Regions from separate parts of the Homo sapiens genome. Here region 2 is linked to region 1. Evidence: chromatin loops called from intact Hi-C (ENCODE). Cell type or tissue: GM12878. All regions are shown on one strand. Links, peaks and the distances in the headings refer to the core of each region. The heading gives the core; the rest is flanking DNA.

Region 1 (5,413 bases), core at 879-4,878:
CCAGGTATTATTTGTATAATGCTGTCTTAAATAATTTCATATTTTAAGTTGACTACAATATGCTCAGATGCTGTTTGCTTGACTTGATCAAAGTACACAACTCACTGAAAATGTTGTTCGCAAAATCATTCTGTCTGCATATACTGATAGCAAGCCAATTTTGCAGTACATCACAGGAATAGGTGGTAGATTTGGTTTACTTAGGTGTAGAAAATCTGGGAAACAGAAAAGTATCCTCAGGAAAACAGTATCCTTAAGACAATCACTTACAATGAGACCTTAAAGATAAAATAATTCATTTCAAGTTGCTGGGCGTGGTCACTCACACCTGTAATTCCAGCACTTTGGGAGGCCAAGGTGGGTGGATCACAAGGTCAGGAGTTCAAGACCAGCCTGGCCAGATGGTGAAACCCCGTCTCTACTAAAAATACAAAAATTAGCCGGGCATGGTGGCAGGTGCCTGGAATCCCAGCTACTCAGGAGGCCGAGGCAGAGAATTGCTTGAACCCGGGCAGCGGAGGTTGCAGTGAGCCGAGATGGCGCCACTGCACTCCAGCTTGGGTGACAGAGACTCTGTCTCAAAAATAATAAATAAAAATAAAAAATAAAAGTATGAACAGTCTCTTAGAAGAATTTTTCAAAAATACATACTGTGAAGTGTCCATGGAAAGCATATCGATGCTTCTACAAAGGCAAGTAGGTTGAGAAGTGAACGGCACCTCCTAAACAGTTCATTTTCCACCTGCCAAGGCCTGGATCCTTACTAGCTGGTAACCTACACAGTAATCTAGGAAACAGAAATAAAATAATCGCCATTTCTAAGTCTTCAACAAACTATTACTGGCATTTTCAAACTACTCTATGCCTTTTAGAAAATATAGGAAAAGGGGTGTTCTGTTTCACAGTTGATCCTTGCCTGCCCTCTCAAACCTGAATCACCAACATTAGCCATCAGCCAGACAAGCATATTTAGTGTCTCAATTTCGGTATCTGTAAAGAAGATATTTCAACAGATGGTGGAAAAGGAACTAGGACAAGAACCAAAGGAGACAATTCTGAAAGGAAACTTAGAGAAACAAACCCAGTGCCTGGTAACTTCATATGTACAAAACAGTGCCAATCAGCTAGCTGGTCGATGAAACAGAATAAGGTCTGTGTGCATCGCTTTGGATTGATTTTCCTTAAGAGAAGCATAAAAGAAAAATTGCCCCTCTCAGATATGTAGGCTCCAGGCTGGGTTCTAGAAGCCTGGTCCTATCAAGTCAGAGGGGAGGAGCCAGTGCTCAGGCTGAGTGCTCAGGAGTGGAGGAACACATCACAAAATGAAAGGTTAATACAAAGGAAACATCCATTTAGAAGGGTTAGGAATAGATTCTATTCCTTTTTATTTTATTTTTGAGCCATTTCCTGGAGAGACTTATAGGGGTACAGAGAAAACTTCCCCTTCGCCCTCTAAAGGTTCACTGAAAATCAGCTGACAAAAGGCAAATTAATAAAGGAAAAGGCATGCAATAGTTTACTGTAACGCGCATAGCATGGGGGAACCACAGGAGAATGATTACCCTCTGACCGACAGCAGCGCAGAAGCCCATATGCTCTTTTTCATAGGGGACGGAGAGATGGCTCTCCTATCAGGTTCAAATCAGCCTCGTTGTGCTAACTGAGGCCAGGAGGCTTCACACTGAGTAGGTGGCCAATTAAATGCTGATGAATCCATGGTTTATTGTGAGGCTTTCACATGCCTACAATCATGCAAATATATTCAACACACAAGGGCACTAGTAAGAGAGAGAGGAGGGTCACAGCTTGATTATCTTAGGAGGCCAGCATGCTGACTGACAATCCAGCAGGTCCTGTTATTTTTTCCTAGGTCGGGGTTGGAGCGGGTGTCACTGTCACTGCTCTTCTCCCAGCAGACCTTCCTACAGCCCCTGCCGATGGAACAGAGGCCTCAGAGTTGCCACGTGCAGAGCTTCTGCTGGCATCTTGACCGTGGTCAGTTTCTTTGTGGTTTTTATGGCCCTCCATGGCCATGATCTCAGCCACCTTTTGGCTTCACTCGCTTGTCAGGTCTCAGCAGTGCCTGGCCACAGCAGGTGACATCTTCTATACATATGCTTATCACTCTGAGGGGTCAGCAATTTCACTGTAGGCTGAGCCATTTGTCATAAGTGACACCATTTTGAGACATTTGGGATCAAGAAACATGATTACATATCATCGGGGAATTTAGACAATTATTTTCGGGGGCAGTAAACCATTAGGGAGAATAAATGGACGGTGGAGGTGAGAAACAGACACTAAGAAAGGTGAGAGGTGGAGGTGCACAGGAAGAAAGGTTGTCTTATTATGCAGATGGAGTCTTCCAGGTCATCTTTCTGAGCTGCCCTCAGAAGAATAGATGAAAAGTCTGTCTGGGTCTGGTGCTAACTCCCAGTTTTTTATCTTCATAGATGGTTGATCTTTCCTAGATATTTGATGAGATCCCTAGGGAGGCGGTTTAAGACAATTACATTTCTTTTGGAAAGATGCTTTCTTAGTGAGATAAGGAAATTCCAGAGACAGTCCCTCCCAGAGCTTGGGGGACAAGAGGGAGGCAGGGGGAGACAAGACAAGGTAAGAGGGACCTTGATTCTGACGCCTCTCTGCATGTCAAAGCATGAGTCTTGGGGTATTGCTTTCTGAGCCTCAACAGACTCATGTCAGGCAGAGGAGCTGAGATAACTTCTATGGCAGGAGTAGGAGGAGCTCAGGCAACAACTGCTATTCTAGTGATGTATAAATTTTCAGTCTAAAGCAGTTCACATGTTGTCTGTGTGAAGCAATGAACACTGAATGCCCAGAGCTATTTTAACACATGAGCTATATGGACAAGGATACACAAGAGAAGTTAATCAAGTCCCTTCACACTTACCAAATAGGTACTTTGTAAAAGCAACTCTCCAGAGAGACGTGGGTTTTTCTCACAATTTCCCCCGGGGAGCACACTGGGCCACGCACCTCCCTCCAAACCTCTGCTGCACCATCTCAGGAAGCAGAGGCCTGGAACCGTGCCTGAAACTCCTTCACTCTGCAGGTGCGTGGTGACAGCCTGGCCCGGGTGGCAGGCTGGAAAATATGACGACACAACCACAAAAGGCAGCATTTTCACACTAGCTCTTACAGACTGTTAGTATCTGTCATTCAACATTAGAGAAAAACAAAGCCCAGAGGGCAGCAAGATGAGAAGTATTTCTATGCTGGTGTCTCATTTGCAAGGAAAAAATAAAATGTGACCTCATAAAGCACCAAAGTATCACCAATGAAATAAGAGATGTTAAGAGTTTGCTGAAAAGTGCAGAAGTTAAAAAAAGTACTAACTACTAAAAAGTGGTCAAGAGGGTTTTGAAGTCATAACTTTCCTTTTGATTCATTATTCAGAACCCAAGAACTCAAATATTTGGTGTCATGGGAACATAAAGCTAGTAAATGTGTTCTGCAAATAGCAACTATCCCACTGTTTGTCTTTTGCTTACCAAATAGCATTTCACGTTATCAAATATCCTTTTTCCCAGGACATTAAATGATTTTATGGAATCTAAAAAGCAATGGTAATTAAGTAAGGAAAAATGTTGTGCCTCCATGTGTACCCTCAAGTAATAAACAGATTCAATACATGGTGCTTGATGCTATTAGTAGGGGATGATGCAGATGATACGAAAATAACAAATACAAGCTCACTATGTGATCATTTTTGTATTAACTTCAGTTAGTTTCAGATACTTTATGTGGGTATTATTAGAATCAGAGATTTCATTCCTACATAATTCATTTTACTTTATTTTTTATTTTTATTTTTTGAGACAGGGTCTCACTCTGTCACCCAGGCTGGAGTACAGTGGCACAATCTCAGCTCACTGCAACCTCTGCCTCCCAGGCTCAAGCAATCCTCCCACCTCAGCCTTCCAAGCAGCTGGGACCACAGGCGTGCATCACCATAACTGGCTAATTTTTGGATTTTTTTTTGTAGAGACAGGGTCTCTCCATGTTGCCCAGGCGATCCACCTACCTTGGCCTCCCAAAGTGTTGGGATTACAGGTATCAGCCACTGCTCCTGGCCTCATAATTCATTTTAAATCTATTTAGAATGCAGGAAAAACACTATTTATTTAGACCAGAGGTCAGAAAAATAAAATCCACAGGACAAATCCTGCCTGCCACCTGTTTTTCTGTTGTTTTTTTGTTTGTTTTTGTAAATAAAGTTATATTAGAACATAGCCACGCCCATTCATTTATGTATTACCTCTGGCTGCTATTACACTACAATGGCAGAGGTTGAGTGGTTGCAACAGAGACTTTATGGCCCACAAAGCCTAAAATATTTACTACCTGGCCCTTGACAGAAAATATCTGCTGACTAATACACTAGACATTTCATTATTTACCCTCACTATCACTATGGCACAATAAATAACATATGTAAAATTTCAATATCTGATTTTCCTGGAGAAAATTAAAGGAATTTATATTAAGTTTTGGTATATTCCCTGCAAATATGGCTGCCAAGTAGTCTGCCTTTGCCATCAAGACCTGGAGTTTATTTTCCCTTCCCTTGAATATAAGGTGGTCTTGTGACTTGCTTTGGCAGCACAATATGGTAGAAGAGGCCTGTCAGCTTCTGCTTTCCCTCTTGGAGCCCTGAATCACCATGTGGAGAGTTTGTCTCCTCTGCTGGAAAGAGAGGCTCAGCCAGTCCCAGATACACCAGCTGTGGTACCAGTCTTTGAGTGAAGCCATCTTGGAGATCCTGGCTGCAGATAAGCTCCCAGCTGAATGCAACCCCAGGAGTGGCCACAACCAACAGTGTGGAGGAGAAGAACTGCCTAGCTCAGCCTAGGCAACCAACAGGGTGGGGAGAATAAATCATCATTTTAAACCACCAAACTGTCATTATGCAGCAATAAATGAACTCAAAGTTTTGATGTTCCATTTAGTATTTCAAACTTTCTTTAGGATATTTTAAAATAGTTCTAAAACAAGACAACTCTATCGTCTTCTTTTATATCTTAAAAGCAAGAAACATCATTCTGTTCAGATGGCAGTGTGAGCAGATTGGATGAAAAATGTCTCTCATAAACTGCATGTAAGACATGGAGACTCAAAGAAAAAGCAAAGTTATCTGGCAACAGCAATAAGATACAAAATCTCATCTAAATGCTGAGAAAAAGATTTTTTTTAATCCACGAGCTAAGTGGTCAGGGTTTTCAGAATCTCATTTTTTAAGAAAGCATTTCTTTTCTCAATCTATTTGTCTTACTAAAAAGCAAGCAGGTCAGGAGAAAGAGACTTCAAGGAAATAAAAAACATTGTTAAATTTAAGTTAGCTGGTGGCAGGTGATTTACAATTGACTAGTAATATAAGAATAAAAATTGA
Region 2 (5,413 bases), core at 818-4,817, 53 kb after region 1:
AACTGTATCATTTCAACTAGACCTAAATATTAATTCACTTTTATTAGCTTAATAACATTTTCCAGGCAGTTTTTAAATGAGTACTGGTTATTTTGCAAATAGGTCTCTTACAGACGTGAGACCAAAAGACATCCCCAAAAGAGCATGAAAGCAGCAAAATTGTATATTCTGTTTTTCATGTTCTTTCATAAGTGAGGATGATAAAGCTTTTAGAATAAAATACATGTATCTTCAACTTGTATACTAATTTAAATTATATGCTGTTTACATTCAGTTTATATCATATCAATGTTGTTTATACTAGATTTTAAGTTCTAGGGGGCAAAAAGTGTGGCTAATAAGTTACTGAATTATTTAATAAATTATTCTAGAAGATACATGAATATAGTGGGATTTCTCATGGATTTAGGGATAAGAATTAAAATAAAATAAATCTAAAACCCATGGCATGGCTTTGTCCTCCTAATGACCCTTCCTACAGCCTTGAGAGCATGTCACTGCTTTGACTCTCATTTTCCATATGAAAACTAAAGACAGCCGTGCATGTCACCCTCCAAACTACTAGTACTCACCAGTCTTTTAAGGACTTTACATCCTATTCCTTTCATACTATTTTTATAATTTGGAGACAAAAGCCCAGATCCTGCTGGATAATGAAACTATTTCCCAGAAAGTTATGTTAGTAGATGTGTTCTAAATTTCACCTAGTGACTTTATTTCACGCAGTAAGCAATAGAGGGGCTTTAAAAAAAATCACAACAGCTTATTAGGATAACCCACTAGAATATAGGGGTCTCTAAACTGATTTGAATCTTTAAGGCCATCTGAACTAACTGCACCTTTGAGCAAGCAGTATAACCTTTTTTAAAAAAGGGATGCTGTCTCTCCTCTTTCAACCCAATAACCTCCTCATATTCTTCAGAGGAGTGAAGCATGCATTCCATTAAAACTCCTTTCACCAAGACCTTGGTGCTAACCCAAGTAACAATTGGGTTTTCTATCTTGCTTTTCTTGGCCCTCTGGCAGCATTTACTCAGGCGCTAACTCTCGCCCTTCTGGAAACACTCCACTACCTTTGTCTCTGTTTCCCTATCTTTCCCATTGTTACTACAAGCTCTTGAGCCACTCTCTGTTTCCTTTGTACATGCCCTTCCTTTATATGCTGATAATAGTTAGGGCTTTCTTCTAGGCCTTCTTTTCTCTCACCCTAGATCAGAAGTTCTTTTTAATTTGTTTCATAAACATTTTTTGTTGGTATAATATGCTCAGTTGATAAAACTTCCAAAGATACAAAGGGTGTCAAGTGAAGAGTCTCCTTTGTATTCTGTTGACCCTCAGACACCCCATTTCTCTTTTTAAGGGAATCTCTGTTATGGATTTCTTGTGTATCCTTGCAGAGATATTTTATGTATACACACACATAGACACACACAAGATACTGTATAATACTACATACATACTGAGTCTTGCTTTTACTGTTTAATAATGTATCACGTAGATTGTTGCATATATGTATATATAGAGCTACATCTTTTGTGTGCATGTAGATGTAGAGTGTGTCTACATATGGATGTATTATAATTTATTTAACCAGCCCTCTTAGAGTTTAATGCAGGAAGTAGAAATTCACTTGCTTTCTGGTATGTAAATGAAAGGAATTAGGTGAGATGAAGTAATCGAAAGGGAAGAAAAAGTGGAAATAATGGGGTTGCCCCCGAATTACTGGTTTCAAAGTTATACAACCATAGCTGTCATCCAGAGATTCAGAAGTTGCTATCACCATGGCCACAAATGGCGTTGTCTCACCACCAAATGGCTGGTGAGTAGACCCTGGAAGATGGAAACCAACAGCCACATACATTCATACCTGTCTGACTTTGTATGCAGCCTGCATAATATCACAGAGATGGCCTTTGTCTTACTTTTAGTCTGGATGCTTTTCAACTTGGAGTCACTTTCTTGTTGTATAAGATAAACTCATGGCAGAACCTAAATAAAACAGAAAGAAGAGTGGAAAAGGATATCAAAGCCTGATTGAACAACACTGTCTAGCCATTTGGATTATTCACCATAAATATCTATCCTTCCACCTATCTTTAAATTGCAACAATATGGTCACACCTTATATTATATATTACCTTCTACAGTGAAAATATATTCATCCTCTCTCCATAAAGGGGAACCTATTCTATTAGTTGCAGAATCAAACTCTGAGTGATTTTAATTACTTTTTAAAATTAGTCACAATTGAAATTTTATGTCTTGTAACACAATGACTAAACTATAACTAAACACTATACTAATTTAGTATAAACTAAATTATACTTGTAACACCTTTATGTAAAATAAAGGTGAAGGAGAAAATGGAGAAATGAAATTTGGTTACTATATAAAGGTATATACACAAAATGGCAAGGAAACAATGTATGTAGCTACTATATTCCTTGATTTCACAACTACTCATGAGGTTTTTCTTGGTGAAATTTCTTTCTTCATTTAGCATTCTGTTTTTCCTTTGCCCTTGAATAGTATTTCAGCTGGATAGGGTTATTTATATGGTAGGACAATACAAACTAGTATGGTGTTGTTATCACTGTCATCAAACACAAACAGGTTAGATAACTAATTTTAGTTTTCCATCTTGGTGCCAAATACTGTTTTATTTAGGATTATGTGCAGTAAACACTCTAGGCATTTTAAGTAGAAAGAGTTTTAACACAGAAAATTAGGTGCTTGGAAACTCATTGGGAGCAATTTAGGGGATTGCCCATGGGCTAATGATTTAAAAGTCACATCATTCTCATGCTTTCTGGTATATTTTTGAAAAGACAAAAGTCATACCATAACTGCTGTGATTACAAAGTCAGAGAACTGTGACTGATGCTGTCACGACACTCCCACAGCTGAATCTCATGCTCATGAAGCTAGTGAGTACATGTTGGAATGTGGAGTCCAGCTGCTGCAAATGCTCATCTCTGCCTCATTTTCCTTTTCAGACTCCAAAGCATCAGGAAAATGTCTCATCACTACATTTCATGAAAATGCAGCTCATCGATGAAATCTAAATCATGTCACAAATCCTAGCTGCATCAGTCTGATAAATGTAGTTTTTAGTCTTCTAAAATATTGAAACCATTGTAGATATAGAGTAGGAACAAAGAAGGGAGAAGAAAGTGCTAGCACACTTATGATGACAGATATTGGCGTAGCTTGCTATCTTTTGTTTTTACACCCAATTTCATGAGAAATATCTTAGAACACACACCATTTCCCACATATGTGAGAATAAAAGTAGGAAAAATTCATAGAAATGGTATTGATGGTTGAAGAGAGACTTTTATTTAAAAATTTATTAAATATTTACAAATTACTAGAGCTTATAACACAGAGTGTGGTCTGTTCTGTGGACCAGCAGTACTGGCCTCACCTGGGAGTTTGTTAGAAATGCAAAATCTCGGGCCAGGTGTGGTGACTTATGCTTGTAATCCCAGCACTTTGGCAAGGGGAGGTGGGCAGATCGTTTGAGCCCAGGAGTTCGAGAACACCTTGGGCAACATGGCAAAAACCCATCTCTACAAGAAATATAAACCAGGTGTGGTGGCATGCACCTGTGGTTCCAGCTACGAGGGAGGATGAGGTGGGAGGATCACTTGAGCTCAGGAGGTCAAGGCTGCAGTGAACTGTGATCATGCTACTGCACTCCAAACTGGACAACACAGTGAGACTCTATCTCAAAAACAAATGCAAAATCTCAGGCCCCTCCCCCGACCAGCTGAACCAGAATTTGCATTTTAACAAGATTCCCAGGTAATCTGTGTGCACATTTCAGTTTGATGAACACTGGGCTAGAGGTGGTACATACTGCATTCCCAGTAGCAGCATATGTATGGAATTTTTCCTCTACTATCACTAAGACTGTGCTCAGTTGTCTTCATATTTTTCAAATTAATATTTGAAAATGGCATTTCTCTTGGCCAGGCATGGTGGCTCACGCCTGTAATCCCAGCATTTTGGGAGGCAGAGATGGATGGACCACATGAGGCAAGGAGTTCAATACCAGTCTGGCCAACATGGCGAAATCCTGTCTCTACTAAAAATACAAAAAAAAAAAAAAAAAAAAAAAAAAAAGCTTTGCATGGTGGTGTGCACCTGTAATCCCAGCTGCTGGGGTGGCTGAGGCATGAGAATCTTGAATCCCGGAGGCAGAGGTTGCAGTGAGTCATAATGGTGCCACTGCACTTCAGCCTGGGTGACACAGCAAGACCCTGTCTCAAAAAGGAAAAAAAGAAAAGAAAAAAAAAAAAGAAACTGGCATTTTATGAAATTGAGCATCTTTTCAAGATTCAAAAAAGTTTTTGTATCAATTTCTGTGAACTTGCTCTTCGCATTTATTCAGTTAGTCTGTTGGTCTTTTTCTTATCAATTTAAGAATGTTTTACTGTTAAGAAAGCCCTTCGGCTTTGGTATGAGTTGCAAAGTGTTTCTCATTTTGTTATTTCCCTTCTAATTTTGTTTATGATTTTATTTCCATGCAGAATACAAACACACACAGACACACACACATTCCTGTGTGGTTGAATTTTTTAATATTTCCTTTCATGTGTTAGAGATTTTTGTCTTATGCTTAGAAACGCCTCTATCACACACAAGATTTTTTAAACTCTTCCATGTTTTCTTTGATAATGATCCAATCCTTGAGCCATTGGAATGTATTTTGGTGAGAGCTATGAGGTAAGGATCCAACTGAATAGTTATCCTAGATAACTATACATCAAGAGTTCTTAACCTCGCATTCATGAATGCCTAGAGAATACTTAAGCCGCTAAAATTGCATGTGAAATTGTGTCTGAATTTGCATTTTTCTGAAGCAAAGATCATTAGGGTTCATTCAGTTTTCCTCAAAGATTAAGAACCATTGCTCTATGTAGTGTCCCATCATCCAATATGGCTTCAGTTGTTTTCCGTATCTTTATTACTCCCAAGTGTCCAGTCAGAGCCTTCTCTTGACCTCCCTACTTGGGCATACCAAAGTGGATGAGTCCAATGTAATCACAAGGACCCTTATAAGAGTGAGGCAAGAAAGTCAATAAACAAAGGAGATGGAATGACAGCAGCAGAAATTGGAGTGATGCACTTTGAAGATGGAAGAAGGAACCAGAGCAAAAAACTGCCTTGATTTTATCCCATTAAAACTCATATTAGACTTTTGAGCTCCAGAACTGCAAGAGAATAAACGTGTATTATTTTAAGCCACTAAACTTTTGGTAGTTTGCTATAGCAAATAAGAAACTAATACATGGTATAACATAGAGAAGGCAGCAACAGTCTAGCCTCAGGAATTTAATAAATTTACTGGTCTCATTATAACTGCTGGCATCATGAGTCAGCCCAATACAATATCCAAGCCCATCTC

The links. A loop is a pair of places that touch in the nucleus more often than their neighbours do. Peaks named below come from ENCODE experiments on the same cell type or tissue, not always from the same donor. Only the 100,000 strongest peaks of a DNase experiment are listed, where the experiment ranks them.
Region 2: it touches region 1 in a loop (7-fold over the local background); 4 of 110 quality-filtered maps call a loop at or near these places.

The regions. Positions count from the first base shown.
Region 1 is chrX:11,790,670-11,796,082 of GRCh38, reverse strand. No RefSeq gene overlaps it. Among named protein-coding and RNA genes, the nearest start is that of MSL3, 35 kb to the right of the region's middle. In GM12878, for the core only: no CTCF peak of the experiment used is centred there; a DNase peak (open chromatin) is centred at 3,022; H3K4me3 peaks cover 618 bases; H3K27ac peaks cover 2,453 bases.
Region 2 is chrX:11,737,423-11,742,835 of GRCh38, reverse strand. No RefSeq gene overlaps it. Among named protein-coding and RNA genes, the nearest start is that of MSL3-DT, 18 kb to the left of the region's middle. In GM12878, for the core only: no CTCF peak of the experiment used is centred there; a DNase peak (open chromatin) is centred at 2,875; H3K27ac peaks cover 2,596 bases.